Regions from separate parts of the Homo sapiens genome. Here region 1 is linked to region 2. Evidence: chromatin loops called from intact Hi-C (ENCODE). Cell type or tissue: K562. All regions are shown on one strand. Each heading gives the region's core, and the rest is flanking DNA. Links, peaks and the distances in the headings are about the cores only. Region 1 overlaps RNF216 (ring finger protein 216). Region 2 holds the start of RNF216 (ring finger protein 216).

Region 1 (15,064 bases), core at 3,443-11,442, 59 kb before region 2:
CTTGGCTCACTGCAACCTCCACCTCCCAGGTTCAAGCGATTCTCCTGCTTCAGCCTCCCGAGTAGTGGGGATTACAGGCACCCGCCACTATGCCCAGCTAATTTTTTGTATTTTTAGTAGAGACGGGGTTTCACCACGTTGACCAGGCTGGTCTCAAACCCCTGACCTCGTGATGTGCCTGCCTTGGCCTTCCGAAGTGCTGGGATTACAGGAGTGAGCCACTGCATCCAGCCCCATTCTTTTATTTATTTATTTTTAATTTTTATTAGAAATGGGGTGCTGCTATGTTGACCAGGTTAGTCTCAAACTCCTGGGCTCAAGCAATCCTCCCATTTTGGCCTCTCAAAGTGCTGGAATTACAGGCACGAGCCACGGTGCCCGGCCACCAACCCATTCTTAATACCACATTAGAAAGGGTCAGTAGCCAGGTGTAGTGGCTCACACCTGTTCCCAGCACTTTGGGAGGTTGAGATGGGTGGATCACCTGAGGTCAGGAGTTCAAGACCAGCCTGGCCAACATGGTGAAACCCCGTCTCTACTAAAAATACAAAAATTAGCTGGGCATTTTTTTTACATACAGAAACCCATCTTGCCCTGAGGTTAGACATACCTCGTTAACTCTAAAGTGATATCTAAGTTGTAAACTTTCCTTTATGAGTGTATCTGATGAATGTCAGGTAATGATTTTTAACAGGAACATCTATTATCTTCCCTTCAATTCTGATTCAGTGTGGTATAAGAGTGACTATACTAGATCACGTATCTGACTATAACTTGGCTGAACTGCAAACTCACCAAACAGGAGGTTATCCAAAAACAAATTTGCCATCAAAAATGCTGACAAAACATGGTAAGAGAAAACAGCCCATGAAAATGCCCAGAATAAACAAGGTGAGATTTCAAACTACCTTTTGATACTGTTCTTCATTCATCTGTAGGGCAAGCAAAAAGTCTTCATGCTGAAGAACAAAAAAGGCACACATTCAGACACAAATTTAGTAAAAATGACACTAACCATTTAGTATTTATTTCCATAAACATAACTCCAGTATTGCGATCTCTTCAATTACACAGTTTAGCAGTTCAAAAAGGTTACCTGTGAATAAATTTTAAGTGGATCAGAGAGCTAGAAAATACAGGACAATATTTCTTAAGTATGACTCAAAATGTAGAATAAATAAGGGAAAAGGCTGACACATAAAACACTTTGAACAGCAAAGAATAGCATCAACAAAAACAAACTGAACAAATAAAAACTAAGTTTGGCCGGGTGGGATGGCTCATGCCTGTAATCCCAGCACTTTGGAAGGCCGAGGTGGGCAGATCACCTGAGATCAGGAGTTCGAGACCAGCCTGACCAACATGGAAAAACCCCATCTCTACTAAAAATACAAAATTAGCTGGGCATGGTGGCGTGCACCTGTAATCCCAGCTACTTGGGAGGCTGAAGCAGGAAGATTACTTGAACCTGGGAGGCAGAGGTTGCAGTGAGCCGAAATCGCACCATTGCACTCTAGCCCGGGCAACAAGAGTGAAACTCCATCTCAAAAAACAAACAAACATACAAAAACTAAGTTTAACAACAGACTTCGCTGGCGAGGCTGTGTGGTAGTGGGCACCCCCACACATTACTGGTGAGAATGCAAAACAAGACAACCACACTGGTGGGGCACTGGCACAGAGTCATCAATGCCACTTCCAAGAGTCTAGCCCAAAGATGCAACTGGGCAGAAACAGGGAATGATGTATGCACAAACTTATCATGGCACTATTTATAATAGCAAAAACCTGGAAACAACCCTAAACATCCATCAATAGGGGAATGACTGAATAAACTGTGGTATTACATAAAATGGTATACCAGCCAGTTTCAAAAAGGAAAGAGAAAAATCCCTATGAATTGCTGCAGAGTGACTGCCAGGATGCATGGTTAAATGAAAAATGCAGTCGCAGAAGAGTCTGCCAACATTTGGGATTACATTAAATTATTTATGAGACAGAGTCTCACTTTGTCGCCCAGGCTGGAGTGCAGTGGTGCAATCTCAGCTCACTGCAGCCTCGACCTCCCAGGCTCAAGAGATCCTCCCACCTCAGCTTCCCGAGTAGCTGGGACTACAGGTGTGAGCTAGTACACATGGTGGCACACACCTGTAATCCCAGCTACTTGGTCTGCTACTATCTGGATAAGAAAGACGGGTAAATAAAAATACGTATACTTATTTGCTTTTCCATAAAATAAGGAAAGGTAAACCAAAGACTAACAATAATGGTTATATATAAACAAAGCAGGGGGCCAGGTGCAGTGGCTCACGCCTATAATCCCAGCACTTTGGGAGGCCAAGGTGGGGGGATTGCTTAAGGTCAGGAGTTTGACACCAGCCTGGTCAACATGGCGAAACCCTGTCTCTACTAAAAATACAAAAATTAGCCAGGCATGGTGGGGCGCACCTGTAATCCCAGCTACTAAGGTGGCTGAGGCAGGAGAAGCCCTTGAACCCAGGAGTCAGACGTTGCAGTGAGCCGAGATCCTGCCACTGCACTCCAGCCTGGGTGACAAAGCGAGACTCCGTCTCAAAAAACAAACAAACAAAATGCGAGAAAGGGACAGCACAAAAGCTAGATATTTCTGAATATTCCTTGTTTTATAGTTTTTATTTCAGAACTAAAATTTTTACAACCTTAGACAAAAAAACAAAACCAATTCTCTAAAAGTTCAAAACAAACAGAAAGAAATAACCCACCCTTTTTTTTTTTTTTGAAACTGAGTCTTGCTTTGTTGCCCAGGCTGGAGTGCAGTGGCATGATTTTGGCTCACTGCAACCAACCTCGACCTCCCATGTTCAAGCAATTCTCGTGCCTCATCCTCCCAAGTAGCTGGGATTACAGGTGTGTGCCACCATGCCCAGCTAATTTATTTTTAGTAGAGACAGAGTTTTGCCATGTTGGTCAGGCTGGTCTGTAACTCCTGATCTCAGGTGATCTGCCCACCTCGGCCTTCCAAAGCATGTAATCATGCTGGGATTACAGGCATGAGCCATCCCACCCGGCCAAACTTAAGTTTTTTTAGTCTTGAACTCCTGGCCTCAAGTGATTGCCTGCCTTGGCCTCCCAAAGTGCTGGGATTACATGCATAAGCCACTGTGCCTGGCCAGAAACGAATAAACTTGTTTATCAAGTTAATGGTATAAGCACCGAGATTTATTTCAAGTGACTTTAAAATATTTTAAATATTGAATAATGTTATTAATATTATTAAGAACCAAGACTTTTAGCATCAGAGAAAAGAAAGTTGGCAGGGCATGGTGGTGCATGCCTGTAACCCCAACAATTTGGGCGGCTGAGTTGGGAGGACGGCTTGAGGCCAGAAGTTCGAGACCAGCCTGGACAGCATGGGGAAACCCAGGCTCTACAAAAAAAGTTAGCCAGGTGTGGTGGTGCACACCTGCAGTCCCAATTACTCAGGAGGTTGAGATGGAAGGACTGCTTGAGCCCAGGAGGTAGGTTGAAGCAGTAAGCCATGATTGCATCACTGCACTCCAGCCTAAGTAACACATGGAGCTCCTCTGTCAAAAAAGAAAAGAAAAAAGCAAAGAAGGTACTTTGGAAAATTGTTGAGTCCAGGTCTGAGAAAGCAGAAGCTGAAACGGGGTCATTTGGCTGTGCCCAAAAGCAAAGATGTTGTCAGAGACTACAGGGGTCGGGTTAAGAGAGACTAACTTGAAGGGGCAGCCAATAGTCAGAGATGGGACAATGTGAATATCACCAAGAATAAAAGACTACAATGAACTACATTCATCAATTTGCCAATACTTTAAATACTTATCTGATAAGATTGGTGATATCAATGAATGTCATTCTATAACAGATGGATCAAAACAATAAATTCTAATTTCTGCTTAAAATCTAGAATTTTGGTCAAAAATAATCACTTCATTCATTTTTGAGAAAATGCCTGCCAAATACCTATTTTGAATAATCATAGTTTTTCTGTCACTTTTTTCCAAGTAAAAAGTGGCCAATGCAGCTGCTTTGTGGCTCAGTTGCATAAGTGCTTTCCTCATACCTGGATATAAGACAAGCTTCATATCCTGGGATGTGGCAGAAGCACTTTATGAAGACTTCATTTTATTACACAGAATATTGAAAAGATGTTTCCAACGGTCAAAACTTGGTAAAGTAATTTTTACTGCTTTATCAAAGACATTTTCAGGTGAAACTGGTGTGTCTTAAAAATGTAAGTGCATGGTGGTGAAGAAAACAATGATTGTGACGATGGCTCTACGACACTGGCCTGATTCATGCCAAGGCACCACTGCTTTTGTTCTGCTGGTACAAACTCAATATGGTGAAAAAGCAAATATAGCTGAGCTTGATCAACAGAGATGTGAACTGTGGGGACCCACTTATGTGCTGATTTTCTTCTGCTTCTGCCACCCTGAGACAGCAAAACCAACACACCCCTCCTCCTCAGCCTACTCAACGTGAAGACCATGAAGATAAAGACCTTCTCATGCTGATCCACACTTCCATTTAATGAATATGAAATATATTTTCCTTCTCATTTTCTTAATAACGTTTTCTCTAGCTTACCTTATTCTAAGAATACAGCATGTAATACACAAAACATACCAAACGTGCTCATCGACTATTATGGGTAAGGCTTCCTGTCAACGGTAGGCTGTTCACAGTGAAGTTTTGGGGCAGTCAAACATTATATGCTGACTTTCAGCTGCACAGGGGGAAGCACTCCTAACTTTCATGTTGTTCAAGGGTCACTGTAATGTCTTAGCATAGTTATAAGAGGTTTGACCTCGCAGACCCCCAAGAGAGTCTTGGGAAACCCAGGGATCTCTGGGTCACACTTTGAGAGCCACTGGTTTAGAAGATACTTATTAAACAACCAATATATACATTCCAGCTGACTTGCACATTTGATACTATATTTAGAAAAATTAAAGAGCGAAATGGAACCGAGGCTGAGGGAGGAGGTAAAATAGATACACTAAGCTCCAATTAAAATTTTCTAACATGAATCTGATTTATGAAACCACAAACATAAGTATTATGACAAAATCCAGGTTTTTTCTTTTAAAAACTTTGCATATATCCAAATTTAACAGTCTGAAGAAAAGGGAAATCTTAAAAGACAGTTTTGTACTAACTAAACCCTAAGAGCAAACCAGAATCCCAGAAACACACCCCAAGACCAGAGCACATCTTCCTACCTCTGCCATCTCTTTGATTTTCTGCTCATAGAACTCCTGCTCTTGTTGCACAGCTGGAAGGAGAGCACGTCGGTCATAGGACCTACAATGTCGTCGCTTATTTTCAAGAAAGAACATCCTCTTTTCTATTTTTATGTCACCTAGAAGATATACGACAATGCAAAAGCATGCAGACAACTATGTGTTAGGAACCTGGGCCAGCCATGTCCATTCTTCCCGGCCTCATCCTCCACCTTCTCTCTGATGGTACGTTTCATGACTTTTCTATCACATTCTACCATTTGGGAAGACTGGGCTTCTTACCATTAGCCAACCTACCATCCATTTTTTGACCTTTCTGATTCTTTCCCTCTGTTTATGCTCCAATTGGAAGGCATCTCCTATCCTGTCACTAGTGTACTATGTGAATATACCACAATTTATTATCTATTTCACTACTGAGGACATTTGGGTTTGCTGTTTTGGGTTAATCTGAATAGCGCTGCTTATAGCCATTTGTTGGTGAATGTATGTCCGCAATTTACCTGCGAATTGCTAGATCATGGGATAGGCTTACTTCCAGCTTCAGAAAATAATGCCAGTTTTCCAAAGTGGTTGTACCAGTTTACACCCTTCCTCCATCAGCAATGCATGTGAGTTCCAGTCTCTCCATGTCCTTACCAACACCTATCATCGGTTTTTAATTTTAGCCATTCTGGTGGGTGCAAATGTGCTGTATGATTTTCAACCATTTTTATTTTCAAAGCATTCAAATATACAAGGGGCTGAAGGAACAGTACCTAGATTCACCACAATATATTATAACATGAGAATAAAAGAGAGCAGAATAACAAATATTAGACACGTAAATGATCTGTTTAGGTTTTGTACTTGTTTCACTGATTTGGCAATTTATGATTTTCTTTTTGGAGACAGAGCCTTGCTCTGCTGCTCACGCTGGAGTGCAGTGGCACATTCACAGATCACTGCAGCCTCAACTCCTGGGCTCAGGCAATCCTCCCGCCTCAGCCTCCTGAGGAGCTGGGACTATACAGGCAGATGCCACCACACCCAGCTAATTTTTTTGTATTTTTTTAGAGATGGGATTTTGCCATGTTGTCCAGGCTGGTCTTGAAGTCCTGGGCTAAATGATCCACCAGCCTTGGCCTCCCAAAGTGCTGGGATTACAGGTGTGAGCCACAACGCCTGGCCAATTTATGTTTTTCTAGAAAACTTTATCTCATTCAGATTTTCAATTTACTCTTGTCTGTTCTTGGTAATCTCTTGATTTTAATATTTACTATCTGGTTCCTAATACATTTTATTTTGATTCTCCTTTTCTCTTGCTCATTCTCATGTTTTTTTTTTTGTTTGTTTGTTTGTTTTGTTTTTTTTTGAGACAGAGTCTCACTCTGTTGCCCAGGCAAGGGTGCAGTGGTGCGATCTCGGCTCACTGTCAGCTCCGCCCCCCGGGGTTCACGCCATTCTCCTGCCTCAGCCTCCCGAGTAGCTGGGACTACAGGCGCCCGCCACCATGCCCGGCTAATTTTTTGTATTTTTAGTAAAGACGGGGTTTCACTGTGTTAGCCAGGATGGTCTTGATCTCCCGACCTCGTGATCCGCCTGCCTCGGCCTCCCAAAGTGCCAGGATTACAGGCATGAGCCACCGCGCCCAGCCTCTCATGTTTTTTTAAATTCAAACCTTTTCTTCAGAAAACCAGTTTTTGGGGCCAGGCGCAGTGACTCACGCCTGTAATCCCAGCACTTTGGGAGGCCAAGGAGGGCACATCATCTAAGGTTAGGAGTTCGAGACCAACCTGTCCAACATGGTGAAACCCCCCAGGCATGATGGCGCACACCTGTAATTAATTCCAGCTACTTGCGAGGCTGAGGCAGGAGAATCGCTTGAGCTTGGGAAGTGGACTCCGTCTTAAAATTAAAAAAAACAACAGCAACAAAAAAAATCAGTTTTTGGTATTATGAGAATAGAAAAGCACGTGGTTAGACAGTAAGCTTTGAAGCCAGATTCCCAGCTGGGCTACTCGCTAGCTGTGTAACATCTGCCAAGTTACTTAACCTCTCTGTGCTTCACTTTTTTTCTATAAAATGATAATAATGGCACATACATCTCATAAGGCTATTTGAAACATAAATGAATTAATCCATTAAAGCACTTAGAAAAGTGACTGGTACATATTAAGTGCTCAATGTTAATTACTGTAATTATCAATGCTACAAATTAAAAAAATTTTCACCTATTATTTCTTTCGTCTTTACTCAGTTCTTTTTGTAGTTTATCATGTTAAAGTAATAAGATTTATTTTCAGTCCTTTATTTTAAAAAATAAATGCAATTGGCCGGGTGCGGTGGCTCAAGCCTGTAATCTCGCACTTTGGGAGGCCGAGGCGGGCGGATCACGAGGTCAGGAGATCGAGACCATCCTGGCTAACATGGTGAAACCCCGTCTCTACTAAAAACACAAAAAATTAGCCGGACTCGGTGGCGGGCACCTGTAGTCCCAGCTACTCGGGAGGCTGAGGTAGGAGAATGGCGTGAACCCAGGAGGCGGAGTTTGCAGTGAGCCGAGATTGCGCCACTGCACTCCAGCCTGGGCGACAGAGCAAGACTCCGTCTCAAAAAAAAAAAATAAATAAATAAATGCAATTAAGTCTACAAACTTCCCTCTAATGTATTTTCCTGCATGACCATAAAAAGGACAGAGGAGGGAGAACCGTGTCTCACTCTTTGAGTCAAGCAATTATAGCCCAAAGAGCAGTGTTTAGACGGAAAACAAACTGAAAAGGAGAAAAATGGGATCCCTGGAACAGATGAGGGATTCTTAGCCTGTGTCCTTATAAAAAGCTGTCAAAAAAGGCTAAGTGTGAGTCATAAACATTAAACTACTAATGTAAATCAAGTGTAATTTCTATCTTATACTTCCAGGGTCCTTCAAGATTATCTGATAAGTAAAATTAAAGAATCAGCACCTAAATTAAAGTGCTATACCTAAAACAAGAAACTGAATCAAATGAAATGAAGTTAATGGGAAAATGTGAGATGCAGCAAAACTGAGACAGGTTTATGACCTGACAGCAATGTGGGTGAAAAGAGCAAGGCTGAATGTGAGCAGACCTCATGTGGAGTATGATGTGCAGTCTTCTATACCCCAACTTTCAAAGAGACCCTGACAAGCTAGAGAAGGGCACACAGGGAAGAGGAGAAGGGCAGTCAGGCTGATGAAGGGACAACAGTCAGAATCTCTCTCCACAGCCAAGAACTACAACCATGGCAGGACATTTCAGGAAGTACATGCTGACAAATATAAAGGAAGAACTGTCTAAAAGACAGAGCTGACCAACAAGGAAGTCAACTATCTTGCAAAATAGCACTTTCTCCACCACTGAAGTCAGAAACAAATACTGTATGGCTATGTACAAGGATGCCTGTTCTGAACTCTGGCTAAATTTGGCTGAATGAAAAACCACCTGCACACTGTCCCTAGTTCTACATTCTGCCACAGGCCAGGGCGAATGTCATGTCAGCAGAGCCACTGCTCCACAGACTGGCTTAGGAACCTCAGGAGTCACAGCCTAAGGGATTTTCTTTTAGAGCCTGAAAAGTTCATAGTAAATACAAATACTTTCCAGCTTTATAGTTACCTGAGTTTCCACTTAGTCATACCTGAAATCAAGTGTGGTAATTAAGTACACATGTAACAGAAAGGGATGATCTCTAGAAAAGTTGTAGTAAACGCCTTTACTGGGTGGAAGCAACTCAGATAAAATCTGAGTTGTTATAACACTCAAGTTTACATTTTTGGGGATCAGACCTAAATAACCTCTTCAAAAGGGTTTTCAGCAGTTATTTCATCAATAAGAATGACAGAATTTTGGAGAAACGTGGCTATTAGCCATTCTCTCAGTTGCATAAGTGACCCTCTGCAGTAAGCCCTCATTCATAAGTCTGGGTAGTTTTTACCTAATAACACAGCCAATTCGCATCAAACCTTTGAGACCAGTTTTTCCCCCCAAGCTTAACAGCACACTCAAATACCTTCTCACACATGAATTTTCTAACACCACACAAAATTTTCCTCTCACAGTTTATCTTAAGTAGGAAGAAGGAAGCCAACAAGTGCAGCCACTTCCTAAAAATTTTGATGTGCTGAGAAAATAGTTCCTGTCAGTCACTCCTTGGACTGGCCTGTCCAGATGCTCAGCAGACACCTGTAGCACGGCTTCCTTCACTGACTGTGAAGAAGAAAAGGTACAGTGTTGCAGCTACACACTGCCACCAACACAGTTTGCATTACCTTGTTCAAACTTGAAATCAATGTAAGAATACTGGTTCATTTGTTTTCTCTTCTTCCTTTTTCCACTGGTTTCTGGTGACAGCTCCTGCCATTTTTTAATGGCATCAGACAAGGCCTAAAAATTGAGAAAAGGAAAGGTTCCTTCTGTAAATAGAAAATAAGAATACACGAGACAGGCAATCCCTGAATGCCATTTTAACACAGTTTCAGCTGTCTACCCAGCATGGCTAACAATTGGTAGTGGCAGCTGGGTGCGGTGGCTGACGCCTGTAATCCCAACACTTTGGGAGGCCAAGTGGGCAGATCCCTTGAGGTCAGGAGTTCGACACCAGTCTGGCCAACATGGTGAAACCCTGTCTGTACTAAAAATACAAAAATTAGCCGGGCATGGTGGCGCACGCCTGTAATCCCAGCTACTCAGGAGGCTGCGGCAGGAGAATCGCTTGAACCCAGGAGGCGGAGGTCGCAGTGAGCCGAGACTGCACCACTGCACTGCACCACTGCACTCCAGCCTGGGCAAAAAAAAAAAAAAAAAAGGAATAGGCAGTGGTAAAATAAATAGGCAGCATTTCTTTATTTTCATTTTCTCTGACTTTCATAAACTGGTACGGTGGTGGAAGCAAAACACTTACTGACAGATTAAAGAGTAACTAGGGAAAAGAAAAACTGTTGGCTGGGTGCAGTGGCTCACACCTGTAATCCTAGCACTGTGGGAGGATGACGGGGGTGGATCACTTGAGCTTAGGTGTTCAAGGCTTGCCCGGGCAACATGGGGACACCCCGTCTCTACTAAAAATACAAAAAAATAGCTGGGCGTGGTGGTCCACAGCTGTGGTCCCAGGTACTCGGAGGCTAAGATAGGACAATCACTTGAGCCTGAGAGGCAGGGTTGCAGTGAGCCATGATTGCGCCACTGCACTCCATCCTGGGTAACACAGGAGACCCTGTCTCAAACAAAACAAAACTGTCCAAGCTGTCCTTGAATAAGTACAGGTAAAATCACATGACAATGGGCTGGTGAGTCCCATTCTGTAGGCAAATCTTCCATGTTGTTTCTCTGGTCAATGCTCCTCTTTACTCTCCCCTAACCTGCTTCCCCCACACTCTTCTCTGTGTGCACCTATATCCACCCCACCCTGTAACAGGATGCTGGAGTTCAAAATCCTTCCACTGGTGAGGATCCCTTTTCTTTCCTACCTTCAGCTTCTCTCTGTTAGATTTCCCTTATCAGGATTTAAATGTGTTCAAATCAGGGTGGGCGCGGTGGCTCACGCCTGTAATCCCAGCACTTTGGGAGGCCGAGGCAGGTGGATCACCTGAGGTCAGGTGTTCAAGACCAGCCTGGACAACATGGCAAAACCCCGTCTCTAGTAAAAATACAAAAAATTAGCTGGACGTGGTAGCAAGCGCCTGTAATCCCAGCTACTTGGGGGGCTAAGGCATGAGAATCAGTGAACCTGGAAAGCGGAGGTTGCAGTGAGCTGAGATCGCGCCACTGCACTCCAGCCTAGGCGACAGAGCGTGACTCTGTCTTAAAAAAAAAAAAAAAAAGTGCTCAAGTCTTTGCCATCCTAAAAACAGGAGGGAGAAGGGGTACCTGATTTGAAACGGAAGGAAGGGTGTGTGAGGTAAGGCCATTCCGCCTGCAAGAGAAGAAGGAAGAGTGGGAGCCTTTCAGGAAGACTGGGTGGGACTCCTGACTGTGGCAGGGGATAGGAGGCCTTGGGGCTCATGTCCTGTGGCTACGCTGTTAGGGTGCAGGGCAGGCTGGGGTCCCAGTCTGGGCAGCAATGAGAAGCGGGGTGGCTATGATGCAGTGTTTGCCTGAAACTCCTGCTGAAACTTAATCCCCAGTGTGGCGGTGTTGAGAAGGTGATCTCATCTCTCTTTCAATGCCAGCCCCTCTTTCTTCTTCCCCTCTTTGTAGAGAAACTTATCAAAGGAGCTGTTTATCTGCTGTTTCACCACCTCACCCTTATGACCACAAGCTTTCCAGCTGTCTCTAATTTGGCATCTATCCTGCCTTTGCACTTACTAATCTATGCTTATTATTGAGTGGCCAAGTCTATAAGTCTACCATCTACATTTTAGTCCTCATCTTGCACAAACTCTTAGCAGCATTTAATAACATAGGCTGGGCATGGTGGCAACCCAGTGCTTTAGGAGGTGGAGGTGGGAGGATAGCCTGAGGCCAGGAGTTCAAGACCAGCCTGCACAATCTAGCAAGACCCCATTTCTACAAAAAATGAAATAAAAAGATCATCCAGGTGTGGTGGCGTGCACCTGTAGTCCTAGCTACATGGGAGGCTGAGGCAGGAGGATGGCTTGAGCCCAGGTCAAGGTTGCAATAAGCCACGATTGGGCCACTGTACTCCAGCCTGGGTGAGAGAGAGAGACCCTGTTTCTAAACAAGAATAACCATGATGATGATGATAATAATACAGACTGCTCCAGTCTCTCAACTTCCTCCTTCCTGTCTGCCTGCCTCCTCCGCTTGGTCTTTGCATGTCAGGAGTCCTCTCTTCTCACCTGGTATCTCTGGGTACCTCATCCTGGCTGGTGAGATTTTCCATATGCTGATGACTCTCAAAGTCCTATCACCATAAAACCCAAGGAGATTAAAAAAAAAAATCCTATCTACAGTCTGTATTTTCCAAACTTTCTAGTCCATTCAACCTCCCAATGAATTATTTTTACTCAGATGTCTCACAGGCCCTTCTCAGCACATTGGCAACCAACGTTTCCCAGACTGAATTCGTGATTATTTCTCTCCAAAGCAGATGTTTATACTAGTTCTCACCCCAATAAATGATACTAACATCTTCCACGACCCCTTTCACCAAACTCCTATGTGGGTCTGTGATTAAATGTCCCTTCCTCAGGGTGGCCCTTCTGGAGACCCTTGGTCTACCTTAGGTTGCCTCCCGTTTTACCCTTTCAAAGCCCCTCTATTTTTCTTTCAGTCTTTTTTTTTGGCCAGGCACGGTGGCTCATGTAGGTAATCCCAGCACTGTGGGAGGCTGAGGTGGGCAGATCATCTGAGGTCAGGAGTTGCTGACCAGCTTGGCCGAAATGGTGAAACCCCATCTTTACTAAAAATACCAACCAGGCGCGGTGGTGAGCACCTACAGTCCCAGCTACTCAGGAGGCTGAGACAGAAGAATTGCTTGAACTGGGGAGGCAGAGGCTGCAGTGAGCCGAGATTAGGCCACTGCACTCCAGCCTGGGCAACAGAGTGAGACTCCGTCTCAAAAAAAAAAAGAAAAAGAAAAAGAAAAAGAAAAGGTGGAAGGGGCTTGGCCTAGACCTTAGCATGAGCCACAGTCCTTGGCTTGGTTCTTCCCTTCCTACAGGTAAGACCCAATGAGTATTTTAACCACTACGATAACTCCACGTTTGTCCTTTGGACAAAAGAAACATCACTGTGTTTGCTGAGAATCACAAGAATTTCAGTAGAATACAATTTAACGGCAGTAAGAGCGACCAAGAGGAGTAAGCCAAGGTCTCTGCTGGTGCGTGCGCTCCTGTTCTGGCCACAGCTACAAAGCAGGCACTGTGTGCTGTCCTTCATGGAAGACGCCTGTGTTACCCACCACAAACCAGCACCCTCCTCACCCTCAACCAAGGCCTTTAAGTGCCATCTATTTTAGGATCCTGCGGGGAGAACGCTGGGAGCTGTCAGTAGCTGCCCACTCTCTTCTGAGGGGGCACTGCTGTGTTCCCGGACTCTCTACAGACCTTACGTCCTATCACTGGTAACTGAGCCACCTGGGGGATGGATGGTCGTGTGACCTGTCCCAAGTTGGAAAGCAAATCAGGAAGGAGCAGCATTAGAATGCATCTTTCACACTCCTGCATTCCACAGTAGAAGGTATTACACTCCATGTTTTTACGGTCAAAGCAGAACTTCTCTGCTTCTCATCTATCTATTATTTCTTTTCATTTAGTCCGTCACGATGAGCAAATACCCATCTATTTATCTTCACCCTAATAAATTCCTTAGCAATCATAAACCATCCCAATTTCCACAAGCTGAACTGTTCATTCTGTTACCATGGGAAGATGTAGTCAAGAGGTGTGACCCCAACAGGAAGACCAAGTAGAGTACCTTTCGGGTGATTGCATAGTGTCCTTTGAGCTCGTGCAGGGCCCACTTGATGTCCTGACTACTGAGCACTTTGAAGTCGGCCATGAGGAGGTCAGCAGCTTGGATGAAGCAGCGCTGGTCAAGAGGGGTCAATTTAGAATAGTCAAAAAAGTCTATTTTAGGCAACTGAAATGAGAGAGAAGCATAAAATCAGAGGCCAGGCAGTACATTTCCCATACAGGGGAAATCATTTTAAGAATTACATGTGTAGAAAAGAATAACATTTGTTCTAATTACTCTATAAGGAAGTTACCAGCCCTATAAGACAGATGAGAAAACGGTGGCTCAGAGAGGTTAAACAAACCTGTCTGGAGCCGACAGACTAGTTTTACTACTAAAGAAGTATAGTTGGGGATTTAAACCAATCTTACAGCCATCTTCTTTCCATACCATATTTACGAACAACTATTTTTTTTCTATTACAGAATACGTAAGAGAGACAGTCAAAGAATCTATGGGGAGTTGGAAGATCAAGCAACAGATCTTAATAAAGTTAGTTCTCAACCATACTTGACCATATAACACACTAAATGCCAGTTTAGATCACAAATAATGACAATGATTGAAGTTTTTAAAAACCAAACTGTTTACATCTTGATATGAGATCTGGTTAAACAGATGTATAGTATACGCTGTATACAAATCTCACATCAAAAGAAAAAAGATATTCCACTCTGGGTAATGACCTGCATGCTGAAGTACTTAGAGGGAAGTGTACTCATGTTTTTGCAATTTACTTTGAAATGCATTATCATGAAATGAAACATAACAAAGTTGTGCTGATGGACAGACAGAGGACATATGTATGATAAAGAGGATACAGTAAACTGTTAACTAGTACCAGTGGTAGGTATATAAATGATCAACGTAAAATATTTCAATTTTTCTGTAGGTTTGAAAATTTTCATAATAAAATGTTAAGAGTTTTGGCCAATTCTTGTTTTGCTTTAGGAATTTGCTTTGTAGGATTAAAGATATGGAGAATTCGTTCAATTCTTTGTGGGAAAAGGAAGATAAGAATTACAAGGAAAGATAGAAGTTAAAGACAGACAGAATTCAAAGTGGCTCAGACTGGGAGATCGCACTGAAGTATAGATATATTCTGAAATCCTATGTCCCTCGGCTAGTCTTTAAAAACTTGTCCCAACAAAGCACTTTCTTCCCACAGAGATAACAACAACAACAACAACAACAAAGCACAGCATTTCCAGGCAGTGACTGCAAAACATGAACATGACACTTGCCTTTGTCTCATCTTGGCTGGCCAGCAGACTGCTACTGGGATTTATAATGATTCTGTCTTCTCTCTTTGGATAATCTGGGTTTTCCAGAAGAAAATTACAAAGTCTGCAGAAACAAATGATGTTACTTTCATACTGCTTCCAAATCCCACACCTGCCC
Region 2 (15,064 bases), core at 4,354-12,353:
CCTGAGTAGCTGGGACGACACATGCGTGCCACCATGCTGGTTAATTTTTGTATTTTTAGTAGAGAAGTGGTTTTGTCATGTTGGCCAGGCTGATCTTGAACTCCTGACTTCAGTGATCTGCCTGCCTCAGCCTCCCAAAGTCCTGGGATAACAGGCGAGTCACCGTGCCTGGCCCCAAGCCAAATTTCTTATTTTTTCTTTGACCACAACTGGCTTCCTTCAATTTTACACTGAAAATCAAAGGGAGATGTGAGTCATTTTTACAGCTAATTTAGTTGAAATGTCAGGCTTGTAGTTAAGCAGACTGCTAGTAACGGTTCAAAAAATTCCTCATGAGTGGCACACCAGTGGCCCCAACCTGTGAGAAGAAAAGAATTCTGATGATGGAATTTCTACTCTTAACTAAATGTAAGTCTCTGTATCAGGTCATTTAACTCTCTGACACTCAAGTCTTTTAATCTGGGCTTCGGATAATACTGCCTATGTTTAAATCTTGGTTTCCCATTTAGTCAATCGGTGGCTCCAGATAAATTGTTCAATCTCCTAGGCCAATTTCCTCATTTGTAAAATGAGAATACAGTTGTTTTAAAATTAGTTGCGGGTAGGTAGAGTGGCATGTGCCCAAGTCCCAGCTTTACTGTGGTTGCTGAAGCAAGAGAATCCTTTGAGCCCAGGAGTTCAATGCTGCAAGTAAGCTATGATAGCACCATTGCACTCCAGCATAGGCGGCAGAGGGAGAACCTACCTCCAAAAAAATTCATTAATTTTAAAAAATAAAAACTTTTTAAAAACTAAATCAGTTGAATTACATGAAGTTTTAGCACAGTGCCTGATATATACTAAGTGTGACATTGTGCTATTTTTATTAACTGTTACCTGCGAAACAGAAAAATCAAAATAGCTATTCTTACATTACAAGGCTATGTTGAAAAATGAGAAGCCACTTTGTATATGGTAAATACCATCAAAATAGCTGCATTGTAATCACAAGTACACAGGAAATGCAGTGCTTATTAATAAAATACAGTTCAAGGGGGGAAAAAATCTTTATTTTCCCATTCCAAGTTACTTTTTTTTTTTTTATTGAGACGAAGTTTTGCTCTTGTTGCCCAGGCTGGAGTGCAATGGTGCAATCTCAGTTCACTGCAACATCCCCTCCAGAGTTCAAGTGATTCTCCTGTCTCAGCCTCCCAAGTTACAGGCATGTTGCCACCATGCCCAGCTAATTTTATATTTTTAGTAGAGATGAGGTTTCGCCATCTTAGGTTGGTCTTGAAATGCCGACCTCAGGTGATCCACCCCCCCGACACTCACCAAAGTGGTGAGATTACAGTCGTAAGTCACTGTGCCTGGCCTCTTTTCTTACTTATAGTTGTATTTCCAATGCCTAGCACAGTTGTTGAACGAGTGGCTCCAAAAACTTCTTCCTCTGTCAAAGACTGGAGCTGTTATTCACCATGGCCATAGAACCAGAGTCAGGAAACATGGCCTAGGCAACAACAATTAGGATTTTCTTCAGTTATCAAGTATTGCCCATTACAGAAAATATGGGAAACAAAGGAAGTCAGGAAGAAAAGAGAATCGCTCACGGTTCTCTCACCCAATTTTCTGGTTTTCAAAATCTCACCTTCACTTCCTCGTGACCAGAATGCTTGAGGCTGTCTTCTACAAATCATTTTTTTCTCCTTGTTCTATTCATGCTGCTTCTCCATTTTTCCTTATGTATATGCTCCTAAACTACTACTGTATGATCCTAGGGCTCTGTAGTGCCCCTGGCTCTCCAGAATACTTCCTGTAAATATGCCTGCCACTTCTGCAACAGATTTGGGGGTCACTAAAGACTTTCAAATTTAATGAGTTAATCCCTTTGACTTCCCAGCAAAAAGTGGGCAAAGCAGGCCAGGTGCAGTGGCTCACACCTGTAATCCCAAAACTTTGAGAGGCCGAGGTGAGTGGATTATTTGAGGTCAGGAGTTCAAGACCAGCCTGGCCAACACGGTAAAACCTGTCTCTACTAAAAATACAAAAACTAGCCAGGCGTGGTTGCAGGCACCTGTAGTCCCAGCTACTCGGGAGGCTGAGGCAGGAGAAATGCTTGAACCCGGGATGCAAAGCTTGCAGTGAGCCTAGAATGCGCCACTGCACTCCTGCCTGGGTGACAGAGCGAGATTCCATCTCAAAAAAAAAAAGAAAAAGTGGGCAAAGCAGAGCTAGGCACAGGCTGGAAGAAGATGACATGCCCGTGTCACACCAGGCCTCCACAATACCTCTTCCCAGCATGTTTTTAAAAATGTCTATAAACGATTGTTTTTCATTCAAATACCAGTTGCTCATCCTAACCATTCTTTGGATATCCATCCTTTTGTAAGTCTGTACTAATACAATTAATATTAAATCAATACAGAAAAAGTTTACTGTTAGCTCTCCATATCCATATGTGAAAGCTGTGGATATGGAGAGCTGACTGTACTGCTACAGCATTTTATGTAACAAGAATTGGTTATGCATCATCGGGAATACATCAAAACAAACTCTCAAATGGATTTTGTCTCAAAGAACTCAGAGTCCCATCAATCAGAGAATAAAGTCACTAGTGTAATAAAGAGACTATAGCCGGGCACGGTGGCTCAAGCCTGTAATCCCAGCACTTTGGGAGGCCAAGGCGGGCGGATCACGAGGTCAGGAGACGGAGACCATCCTGGCTAACACGGTGAAACCCCGTCTCTACTTAAAAAAAAAAAAAAGCACAAAAAAATTAGCCAGGCGTGGTGGCGGGCGCCTGTAGTCCTAGCTACTCAGGAGGCTGAGGCAGGAGAATGGCGAGAACCCGGGAGGCGGAGCTTGCAGTGAGCTAAGATCGGGCCACTGCACTCTAGCCTGGGCGACAGAGCAAGACTCCGTCTCAAAAAAAAAAAAAAAAAAAAGACTATAGGGGAAGGGCAGGTAGTCAGTGAAGGTTTCACAGGAATAGCCATATCAAGCTAAAGTGAGAGACGTGTCAGATCTGGGTTTATCCTTTAAAAGCACAGCAGCCCCTGACTCTACTAAAAAAATACAAAAATTAGCTGGGTGTGGTGGCTCATGCCTGTAATCCCTGTTACTCTGGAGGCTGAGGCACAAGAATGGCTTGAACCTGGGAGGAGGAGGTTGCAGTGAGCTGATATTGTGCCACTGCACTCCAGCCTGTGCGACAGAGGGAGACTCTGTCCAAAAAAAAAAAAAAAAAAGAGAGAGAGAAAAAGAGAGAGAGAGAGAAAAAAAGAAAGAAAGAAAGAAAAAGAAAGTGAAAGAAAGGAAGAGAAAGAGCGAGTGAGCACAACAGCTTTCACTTAGGGCTCCTGGGCCCAGAGTCATCAGGTAAAAAGTCTGAATACCCTGCTGAGAGATCACACAGAAAGACCTGACACTACACGTGGAGGGAAAGAGCCAGTGGAGCCCGGCCTTCCAGCAGTCTTTGACAAGGCATGTGAACGAAGAAGACATTGTGGAAGCGGATGCTCCAGCACTGGCCACCTCTGCTGACAACATGTCGACCAGAGAAAAATGGCCCAGGTGAGCACTTCTCAATTCTCCTGATTCATAAAACTGTCAACAAACAAAATTATTCTATGAAGCAGTAAGTATTAGGGTGGTTTGTTATACATCAACAGATAACTGAAACAGAGCTCAGATTTTATTTTCTAGCCAATGGGAAGCAATGCAATGACAGCTGTGCTTTAGAAAAATCAACCTGGCTGCAATGTGTAAGATGGCATGTAGGAGACAACCGGTGCCAGGAAACAAGAGCCAACAGTACCTAGGGGGAGGAGAAGAATACAAGACACTGACTGCAGAGTTAGAGTCGATGGGATCTGTGTATGTCACTGGCCATCAGGGCAAGAAGAAAGGAATCAAAGTTGACCTAGACGCTGAGATCAGGTGACCACAGGATGGTGATGCTATTAAGGAAGAACAAAGCAGATGATGAGTTCAGAGAAAGAAAACGAAAATTGTGTTAACTTTAATATGTGGACAAAATATGGTAAAATAACATCCATCATTATGGATATAAATATGCAAACAATTAGTCTAGAGTTTAACAGCTCTAAGAATCCTATTATCTGTGTATTTTTACAATAGGAAAGGTTTTAAATCAAAAATTAAACTCAAAATCTTCAGTGGGCGGGCTAAACAATTTAACATAAAACATCAAGATTTTCTTCAACTGTCCAATGAAAATTAGTTTAGAAACTAGGACAGATAAGTAAGTACATCCTCATGTGTGGAGGGTAAAATCAACGTTTTCAACGATCTTTTTAGAACTGAATCTTCTGTGACCAAAGGACATGCTTCTGCTTCTAGCCCAAGTACTGCCTTGCAGGCTCCATCCCTTGACATGTTTTCATACGGCATTTGAGTTATTTCTTTTAAACCACAAATCTCACCATGGTGAAACCGAAATCCTTACCATGGCCTACAAAACGCTACCATCACCTGACCTTGCTGACATAGCGGGCCTTACCTCATACCTTTTCCCCCCGCATTCACCATTCAGTAGTAACAATGGTTCAGTTCCATGACTTGCTCCTTCCTTCCACTGCAGGCTCTTCCCCAGCTAAACTACTCTTCTTCACTGCCTCTTGGACCAAATTAACTCTATTCATTGTTCGGTTCTTTGCTTTCTCCTCAGAGAAAAATTGTTCCTGATTATCCCCTAGATGTTCCTCCCTGGTTCAATCACACAACGTACCTCATTTCTTCAAAGTACTTCCAACAATACTTTAATATACTTATTTAGGAAACTATGTGTAATTTTGGTCTCCTCTGCTAAAACTTAAGTTCCAAGAAGGCAGAACCAAAGTGTCACTTGATCCCAAAGCCCCAGGACATAGCATATCGGATGGCACAGTAGATGATCTTCAATAGTAGATGTACTTTCAGAATAAATAGCACTCACTAATTATAGAAGGATAATTAGTGGCATGAACTCTGGGTCCAAACTGAGTTCAAGTTCCACGCTGACCCTTACAAGTTTTGGGACTAGATATTTTTCAGCACCTCAGTTTCTTTTTTTAAAATTATTATTATTTTTGAGACGGAGTCTCGCTCTGTCACCCAGGCTGGAGTGCAGTGGCACAATCTCGGATCACTGCAACCTCCGCCTCCCGAGTTCATGTGATTCTCCTGCCTCAGCCTCCCCAGTAGCTGGGATTACAGGCGCACGCCATCACACCTGGCTAATTTTTGTATTTTTAGTAGAGACGGGGTTTCACCATGTTGGCCAGGCTGGTCTCGAACTCCTGACCTTAGGTGATCTGCCCGCCTCGGCCTCCCAAAGTGCTGGGATTACGGGCGTGAGCCACACCATTCCCAACTATGTTCTATTATCTTTAACAATAATGCAAATATAATGATATCAGGTATGAGAATGAATTATGTCTCTAAAGAGCTAGAATATAGCAATGCCTAGAATTTTGTAAACACATTAAATAGTAGCTGGTAGTAGAATCAGCAAATACCAGCTCTCTCAACTATCCTATTCATCAACTTTCGATCTGCCTCACTCACACCTAACCCTTCTTTATCAGATTTCTCCACAGGGGCTTCAGGAGTTCTCTTTTATTAGCTGCTGCTGCTCTAATCAGGGTAAAAATCTAAAGCCTCGAATGAGGTTTGCCAGGGGGTCCAAAATCTGGCCCAGACTCTCCAGGCATTTCCTCAAATCCACCACTACTCCCCACACCCCAGGCGCAATAAATTATGAAATACAAAACCAAGGCAAAGCCAGGCCATGTATTAGCCTTCTTCCTTAAAGCAAGCCGACTAAATTGAGATGTTTCATAGAATCTTCCCGCTTCTCTCCCTTCTCAGCGCGTAAAGAATGTTCTGGCAGAGCACGGTGGCTAAAGCCTGTAATTCTTGTGCTTTGGGAGGCTGAGGGTCACTTAAACCCAGGAGTTGGGCAGCACAGCTAGACTCCGTCTCTTAAAAAAAAAAAAAAAAAAAAAAGTTAGCCGAGCGTGGTGGTGCGCGCCTGTAATTCCAGCTACTCGGGAGGCTGAGGCAGGAGAATTACTTGAAGCTGGCAGGCGGAGGGTGCAGTGGGCAGAGATGGCACCACTGCACTTTAGCCTGGGAAATACAGCCAGACTCCGCCTCAAAAAAAAAAAAAAAATGCTCAATGAATGGGCTGGGGTGGGTGGGGCAGAGAGGAGCTGACGGGACATACTACATCTAAAACGCCACTGTTTCCGAGGGACGCGGATATGCTCTGGTCCCCCACCTACATCCCATTCAGTAAACAAAGGTACCCACCGAAACATACAGCAGCACAAACCCATTTTTATAAGACCCTGTGCCTGACTATTGCAGGAAGATGGAGGACAAACAACAGCTGGAGAATAGATGAGCTGATGTTTGGCTCCTAACCTCTAAAACAATGCCAACCCAGCCCCTTCCAGGAGTAACAGCTTGAAAACAATACATGGCATTTAGATAGTTTTTAGCATTCCTGGCAATTCCGTTACTAATTCATGGGTCTTCCTCACAAGGGAAGAAACCCCATTTTTGAGGCACAGGCCCACCAGGGCAAAATGACCTGGCCAGGCTGGAGCCAGGTGCATGTGAGGGCCACTGTGAGGCCCTCTGCTCTGCTCACCCTCTACGTCACAGTGCTTCTTCTGTAGGTGAACGTGTGGGTTTTCAGCCAGGGCGCTTCTTACTGAAGGGCCCGAGGGTCCCGGAGAACATATCTGAAACGTCTTTTGAAAAGACTGTAGCACTTTGGGAGGCCGAGGCGGAGGGATCACCTGAGGTCAGACGTTAGAGACCAGCCTGGCCAACACGGAGAAATCCCGTCTCTACTAAAAATACAAAAATTAGCTGGACGTGGTGGCAAATGCCTGTAATCCCAGCTGAGGCAATCCCTGTGAGGCTGAGGCAGGAAAATCGCTTGAATCCGGGAGGCAGAGCTTGCAGTGAGCCGGGATCGCGCCACTGCACTCCAGCCTGGGCAACAGAGCAAGACTCCGTCTCAAAGAAAAGGAGAAAAAAAAAAAAGTAAAAGAAAAAAGAACGTTCTCTTTGCACGATCTAAGTACCTAGGACAGCTGCTACCCAGGCCCTTAGGGATTTACAGAGCCCTGTCGGATTTGTCAGAAATTTCTGTAACCCGCACGCCGCGCACGCTCCAGGGTTGGTTGCAAGTGGCCCAGAGTCTTGGATCCCTGGTCCTGTTCCACCGGGAGCAGAACCACCTCGACGCGGGGACAGCGGCCTCGCTCGCTGCCCAGCGCCCGGACACCCGAGCCGGGCCAGCCCCCAGCGCCCCGCAGAAGGGTTTGACGCACTTGCGGCGCCCTCGCGAGTGCCGGGTGACAGTCGCCAACTTTCGCGGAACACGCGCTCCAGATGTGAGGGAAGAGGAGGAAAAACGCCGCCCGCCTGGGCTGGGGTTCACAGGCACGGCCCGCCTCCCGCCGCTCCTCCAGGCCGCGCTCGGGTGCACGGACACCGCCTCCGCGGCGGCCTCGGGCCCGGGGGAGGGAAGCGCGGTCTCCCGGGCTGTTGCCCTCGCGCAGCAGACCCGAGGGGCCGGCCCGCGAAACTTCGCGAAGTGGCGAGAGGGGGCCACCCGGCCGCTCAGCGCCTTTGTCGCTCCAGCCTCGCCACCGCACCGGGCTCGAGACGCCCAGCCCAGCCCCTTGGCCCGATCCCGCCCGGGCCTCGGCCCGCGCCCCTCAGCTCGGCGGCCCTCACGGCCCGCGCCCCCGCCCCCACCCCCGGAGCTCCACAGAGGCGCCCCTCAGAGAGGCCGCGTCGCCTCACAGACCCGCCCAGGAGCTCGAGCGCGCCCCGCAGCCGACACTCACTCGTCACTCAAGTCGCCGGCTAGCCAGGCAGGTTCGGCGGCCTTCGCTACCGCGCCGCTTACTCCTCAGAAGCCGCAGCTGCGAGCTCCGTGGCAGCCGCTGCACTCCTTCCGGCCCTGCCGCGGCGTCACCTCGCGCCTGCGCACAGCGCCCCCTCCCGACTAAGGACAGGAAGAACCATAGAGGCACTCCGGGTACTGCGGAGGAGGGACCGGGGGGCTCACCATAGAGAGGGCCGCCTAGTCGCGCCTGCATCCGGGCTCTCCGCCTGCGGAGACTTGACTCCCCCACGAGGCAGGAGGGTGAAAGGAAAGGAGACCCCCATATCCGACCCCACAAGGAGCCACCATCTCCCCAGAGCTGAAAAGGGTATGGGGCAGGTGGTTGTGGATGTTTACTCGATATCTACTGATTTGCCCTAATTCGTTTGGCAAGTCATTCATTCATTCTGCAAATATATTCTGCGGATTTCCTGTGGGCCACACACTGTTCTAGGAATTGGGGAAATTAAGAGTAAAGTGGGTCCCATGGCTGGGCACAGTGGCTCACGCCTGTAATCCCAGCACTTTGGGAGGCCAAGGCGGGTGGATCACTTGAGGTCAGACGTTGGAGACCAGCCTGGCCAACATGGTGAAACCCGTCTCTACCAAAAATAAAAAAATTAGCCAGGCATGGTGGCGGATGCCTGTAATCCCAGCTACTCAGGAGGCTGAGGCGGGAAAATCACTTGAACCTGGGAGGCGGAGGTTGTAGTGAGCCAACATGGCGCCCCTGCACTCCAGCCTGGGCAACAGAGCAACCCTCCATCTCGAAAAAAAAAAAAAGTAAAATGTGTTCCTGGCCTCAGGAAGTTTAGGTTTTAGTGAGCAAGTGAATAACTGACTAAAATACTGCTCCTGCTGGGCACAGTGGCTCATGTCCATAATCCCCGCGCTTTGGAAGGCCAAGGCAGGAGGATCGCTTGAGGCCAGGAGTTCAAGACCAGCCTTAGCAAAATAGCAAGACCCCAACTCTTAAAATAATTGCTGGCCAGGCGTGGTGGTTCACGCCTGTAATCCCAGCACATTGGGAGGCCGAGGCAGGCAGATCACTTGAGGTCAGGAGTTCGAGACCAGCCTGGCCACCATGGTGAAACCCCGTCTCTACTAAAAATACAAAAATTAGCTGGGCATGGTGGTGCGTGCCTGTAATCCGAGCTACTCGGGAGGCCGAGGCACAAGAATTGCTTGAACCGAGGAGGGGGAGGTTGTAGTGCAGTGATTATGCCACTGCACTTCAGCCTGGGTAACAGAGTGAGACTGTGTCTCAAAAAAAAAAAAATTGCCAAGTACACCTTCAAGTAGAGATATCAAGTCAGTAATTAGATAAATGAGTCTGGGCTGGGCATAGTGGCTTATACCTGGAATCCGAACATTTTGGGAAATGGAGGTGGGAGGATGGCTTGAAGCCAGGAGTTTGAGACGATCCTGGGCAATAGAGTAAGACCCCATCTTTACAAAAATAAAAATTAGCCGGGCATGGTGGTGCGCACCTATAGTCCCAGCTACTCAGGAGACTGAGGTGGGAGGATTTTTTTGTTTTGTTTTGTTTTGTTTGTTTTGTTTTTTTGGACAGAATCTCACTCTGTCAGCCAGGCTGGAGTGCGGTGGCACGATCTTGGCTCACTGCAACCTCCACCTTCTGGGCTCAAGCGATTCTCCTGCCTCAGCCTCCTGAGTAGCTGGGATTACAAGCATGTGCCACCACGCCCGGCTAATTTTCGTATTTTCAGTAGAGACAGGGTTTCACCATGTTGGCCAGGCTGGTCTTGAACTCCTGACCTCAGGTAATCTACCCACCTCGGCCTACCAAAGTGCTGGAATTACAGGAGCGAGCCACTAAACCCGGCCAGAGGATTGTTTGAGCCCAGGAGTCCGAGGCTGCTGTGAGCTATGATTGCACTGCTGCACTCCAGCCTGGATGACAGAACAACAGCCTGTCTCAAAAGAAGCAAACAAAAACAAAACAGGGAAATGAGAGGAACAATAGTCTTGATGCGGCAATGAGTGTTCCTTCTCTAAGACAGTAGAGTGTGGCTTATGGGGGCTTGCATGGGACAGAAAAAGACCACTACTCATAGTGCTTTGGGGAACAGTGTCCTGAGGGAATAGTCATGTTTCAGTGAAGTAGAAATTGAAGGGCTGCTTACAGAACAGGACGAGGATCTAGGGATCTTACAGATGTCAGGCCCTGAGTTAGAGGGTGCAGTGCATGGGAGACATTAGAGGGTGAACAGGAGAGAGAGTTTAAGATAGATACTTACCTGAGATGAGATCCTGGAATCACCTGGAAGGTAAAACAAAGGCATTGGCCTTGATGAGCTTATCCTCCATGCTGGTCCTCTTGGGGGAGGTGGATAATCGCTGTCAGTTACAGCCTTCTTCTTAGGATGGTCCTCATAAGCCCTTTGAGATGTTGGAAGAAAGCAGTATTGGAAGGAGAGCTTGGTGATCTTAGCAGGAGTGCAAGGTTCTTTCCGGACCACTGAACCCCTCTGTGGTTGGTGTCACACCCAAGGCAGGTGCGATCGAGTAACCTCTCTGAGTCTAGCTTTTTTTTTTTTTTTTTTTGAGATGAAGTCTTGCTGTGCCACCCAGTCTGGAGTGCGGTGGCGCGATCTTGGTTCACTGCAAGCTCCGCCTCCTGGGCTCACGCCGTTCTCCTGCCTCAGCCTCCCGAGTAGCTGGGACTACAGGCGCCCGCCACCAAGGGCTAATTTTTTTTTGTATTTTTAGTAGAGATGGGGTTTCGCCGTGTTAGCCAGGATGGTCTCGATCTCCTGACCTCGTGATCCACCCGCCTTGGCCTCCCAAAGTGCTGGAATTACAGGCATGAGCCACCGCACCTGGCCTGAGTCTGGAATTTTTTATTTGTTCAGGCTTTTTGGAGACTCTGACTCAGACGTGATGGCAATGAGAAGAGAGACTTTATTTTTGTCTTTATTTATTTATTTTTGAGACGGTGTCTCCTTCCATCGCCCAGGCTGGAGTGCAGTGGCACGATCTTGCCTCACTGGAACCTCTGCCTCCCAGGTTCAAGCGATTCTCCTGGCTCAGTCTCCCAAGTAGCTGGGACTACAGGCACCCACCATCACACCCGGCTAATTTTTAAAATATTTTTTGTAGAGACGGGGTTTCACCATGTTGGCCATGCTGGTCTCAAACTCCTCACCTCAGGTGATCTGCCTGTCTCAGCCCAAAGTGCTGGGATTACAGGTGTAAGCCACCATGCCAGGCCTTTATTTTGAAGTTTAATTTAAAAAAACATTAATAGATAGCCAGGTGTGGTGACACATGCCTCTAGTCCCAGCTACACAGGAGGCTGAGGCAGGAGAATCACTTTAACCCAGGAGGCAGAGGTTGCAGTGAGCCGAGGTTGCGCCACTGCACCCCAGCCTAGGTAACACAGCAAGACTTCGCCTCAAAAAAAAAAAAAAATTATAGAAACAGAGTCTCGCTTTGTTGCCCAGGGTGGTCTCGAACTCCTGGCTCTAAGTGATCCTTCCATCTTGCCCTCCTAAAGTGGTGGGATGGCAGATGTGAACTGCCATGTCTGGCGGGGAATTTTTTATTTGTAAAATGGGAATTTTAAGATATTATCTATTGCCCGGTGTTCTTGCAAGGATGAAATGGGATCATGTGTGAATTGAGAAGCTCTCATAGGAGTTATTTGTTTACATGCTCTTCTTGTCTTAAGCATTTTCGGAGTCATAAAGACAACTATCATATCTCTGCATTTTTCCCAGTGAGGGCGAGAGGAAGCTACTCCCTCCTTCTAGGTTGTCTGGAATCATTCTGGTTACTTTTGAACTGGAATCATTCTGGTTACTTTTGAACTGGAATCATTCTGGTTACTTTTGAAGCCTCTGGCCTTTTTTTTTTTTTTTTTTTTTTGGAGACGGAGTTTCACTCTTGTCGCTCATGCTGGAGTGCAATGGCATGATCTTGGCTCACTGCAAACTCTGCCTCCCGGATTCAAGTGATTCTCGAGTCTCAGCCCAAGTAGCTGAGATTACAGGTGCCCGCCACCACATCCGCCTAATTTTTGTATTTTCAGTAGAGGCAGGGTTTCACCACGTTGGCCAAGCTAGTCTTGAACTCCTGACCTCAGGTGATCTGCCTGCTTCGGCCTTCCAAAGTGTTGGCATCACAGGCGTGAGCCACTGTGCCCGGCCCTGTTTTTTTTTGGAGGGGGGTGGGGTGGGGTTGGGGGTCTCACTCTGTCACCGAGGCTAGAGTGCAGTGACTCAGTCAATCATAGTTCACTGCAGCCTTGACCTCCCAGGCTCAAGTGACCCTCCCACCCCTGCCTCCTGAGTAGCTGGGACTACAGGTGTGTGCCACCACGCCCGACTAATTTTTTAATTTTTTTGTATAGATGGGGTCTCGCTGTGTTTCTCAGGCTGGTCTCAAACTCCTGGCCTCAAGTGATCCTCCTGCCTCGGCCTCCCAAAGTGCTGAGATTATAGGCTTGAGCCACACCGCACCTGTCCTATTTTTGTCTGTTTGTTTGTTTGTTTGAAAGGAGTTTTGCTCTTGTTTCCCAGGCTGGAGTGCAATGGTGTGATCTTGGCTCACTGCAACCTCTGCCTCCCAGTTTCAAGCAATTCTCCTGCCTCGGCCTCCCGAGTAGCTGGGATTACAGGCATATGCCACCACTCCCGGCTAATTTTCTATTTTTAGTAGAGACAGGGTTTCTCAATGTTGTTCAGGCTGATCTCGAACTCCCGACCTCAGGTGATCCGCCCGCCTTGGCCTCCCAAAGTGCTGGGATTACAGGTGTGAGCCACCACACCTGGCCTGTTTTCTTTGTCTTAATGTTAACCAGCACCAAGAATCAGAAAGGGCAAGATAGCTACCTGCAGACTAAACTATTGTCAACAAGTGATGTTTTGCTGTTTTCCTGGGAAGAAGCATGGAAGTTCTGTCTATGAAAATCCGTATCATCTGTGCTGGCTGTAATTCCATGCAGTTACGGCCAAAGGCGTGCAACCTGCACTCACCCCATGAGCCTGCCAGAGAGCCGAGGCTGTAACTCCCCCACCCCATGAGTCATCACGGCACGGCTTCATTGCATTTTCTGATTACAGTTAGTTTAATGTGCATCTGACCTGTGAAATCATTGACAGCAGTGGAGGACCGCCATTATTCACAATTTGTCCATCGTCATTTTGTTCCCAAGAACTGTCATCAGCCGTATCTACATGAAGGTGTGCTGGTGTTGTCATAGAGGACATTATTCCCAAACTCAGTCTGCTTTCAGAAGCAGTAATTTCCTGCCATTTTGGCCCATTACTTGTAAAAAAAAAAAAATCAATGGTACTGAGGTGTAATTTATACGTGGTACAAGGCACCCCGTTTAAGTGTACCTTTCTATCAGTTTTGACAAATTTATACACTCTCGTAACCCCCCCACAATCAAGATAGAGATCATTTCCATCACCCCAAACTATTCCCTTCTGTTCCTTCCAGTCTATCCATAACCCTCATCCCTGGCGCTAGGCAACCACCTGCTTTTGGGCACTTGCTGTTTGTCACTTATTTATTTATTTTGAGATGGAGTCTTGCTCTGTCACCCAGGCTGGAGTGCACTGGTGCAATCTCGGCTCACCGCAACCTCTGCCTCCCGGGTTCAAGGGATTCTTCTGCCTCAGCCTCCTGAGTAGCTGGGATTACAGGCCCCACCCCCCACCACCACACCCACCTAATTCTTTGTATTTTTATTTTATTTTATTTTTGTTATGGAGTCTCACTCTGTCGCCCAGGCTGGAGTGCAGTGGCGTGATTTTGGCTCACTGCAACCTCCGCCTCCCAGGTCCAAGCGATTCTCTTGCCTCATCCTCTCGAGTAGCTGGGATTACAGACATCCACCACCACGTCCAGCTAATTTTTGTATTTTCAGTAGAGATGAGCTTTTGCCATCTCTACTAAAAACATGGCCAACTAAAGTTGGCCAGGGTGGTCTCGAACTCCTGACCTCAGGTGATCCGCCTGCCTTGGCCTCCCAAAGTGCTGGGATTACAGGCTTGAGCTACCGCACCCAGCCCTTTATCTCATTTTAGACTAGAATTTATCTTTCTGTAGTTTCACATACATGGGATCATATGGCATGTACTCTTGTGTCTGGTTTCTTTTGCTCAGCATGTTTTTTGTTTTTTGAGACAGGGTCTCACTCTGTTGCCCAGGCTGGAGTGCAGTGGTATGATCTTAGCTCACTGCAGCCTTGGTCTCCCAGACTGAAGCCATCTTCCTGCCTCAGCCTACTGAGGAGCTGAGACTACAGGCACACATCACCATGCCTGGATAATTTTTTCGATTTTTTTTTTTTTTTCTGAGACGGAGTCTCGCTCTGTCGCCCAGGCTGGAGTGCAGTGGCGCGATCCTGGCTCACTGCAGGCTCCGCCCCCTGGGTTCACGCCGTTCTCCTGCCTCAGCCTCCTGAGTAGCTGGGACCACAGGCGCCCGCCACCTCACCCAGCTAATTTTTTGTATTTTTAGTAGAGATGGGGTTTCACCGTGTTAGCCAGGATGGTCTTGATCTCCTGACCTTGTGATCCACCCACCTCGGCCTCCCAAAGTGCTGGGATTACAGGCGTGAGCCACCGCGCCCGGCATTGTTTTGATTTTTAATAGGGACGAGGTCTTGCTATGTTTGCCCAGTCTGGTCTCGACCTCCTGAGCTCAAGTGATTCTCCCACCTCAGCCTCCCAAAGTGCTGGGATTACAGGCGTGAGCCCCCGTGCCTGGCCTCCGCATGTTTCTGAGATTCTTCTATGTTACATGTATCAGTAGTTCATTCCTTTTTACTGCTGAGTAGTATTCGACCACAAAGATATGACACAATTCACTCATCCATTCACCAGCCGGTGCACATTGAGTTTCTTTTATTTTGGGGCAATTATGAATAAAACTGCTATGCACATTGGTGTAAAAGTTGTTGGGTGAATACATGTTCATTCTCTAAGTGTGGAATTGCTAAATCATATAGTAAGAACCAAACTGTTTCCCAAACTGGTACATCATTTTACTTTCCCACTGGCACTGACGGAGAGGTCCAGTTGCCATTCTTGGTATCACTAGTCTTTAATTTCAGCTGTTGTAATGGACAGGTAATGGTCTATCACTGTGGTTTTGATTTGCATTTCCCGGGTGGCTAATATGTTGAGCATCTTTTCT

The links. Hi-C counts contacts between places; a loop is a spot of excess contacts. Peaks named below come from ENCODE experiments on the same cell type or tissue, not always from the same donor. Only the 100,000 strongest peaks of a DNase experiment are listed, where the experiment ranks them.
Region 1: it touches region 2 in a loop (2.6-fold over the local background); 4 of 110 quality-filtered maps call a loop at or near these places.

What each region holds. Positions count from the first base shown.
Region 1 is chr7:5,715,808-5,730,871 of GRCh38, forward strand. It overlaps RNF216 (ring finger protein 216), which reads right to left. Exons shown (of 17, transcript NM_207111.4): 6 at 14,908-15,010; 7 at 13,625-13,789; 8 at 9,517-9,631; 9 at 5,226-5,365; 10 at 909-959. Among named protein-coding and RNA genes, the nearest start is that of MIR6874, 11 kb to the left of the region's middle. In K562, for the core only: no CTCF peak of the experiment used is centred there; no DNase peak of the experiment used is centred there.
Region 2 is chr7:5,773,691-5,788,754 of GRCh38, forward strand. RNF216 (ring finger protein 216) reads right to left here and starts at 7,973. Exons shown (of 17, transcript NM_207111.4): 1 at 7,851-7,973. RefSeq lists a silencer at 7,382-7,771. In K562, for the core only: a CTCF peak has its summit at 8,020 (motif pointing left); a DNase peak (open chromatin) is centred at 8,011; H3K4me3 peaks cover 1,948 bases.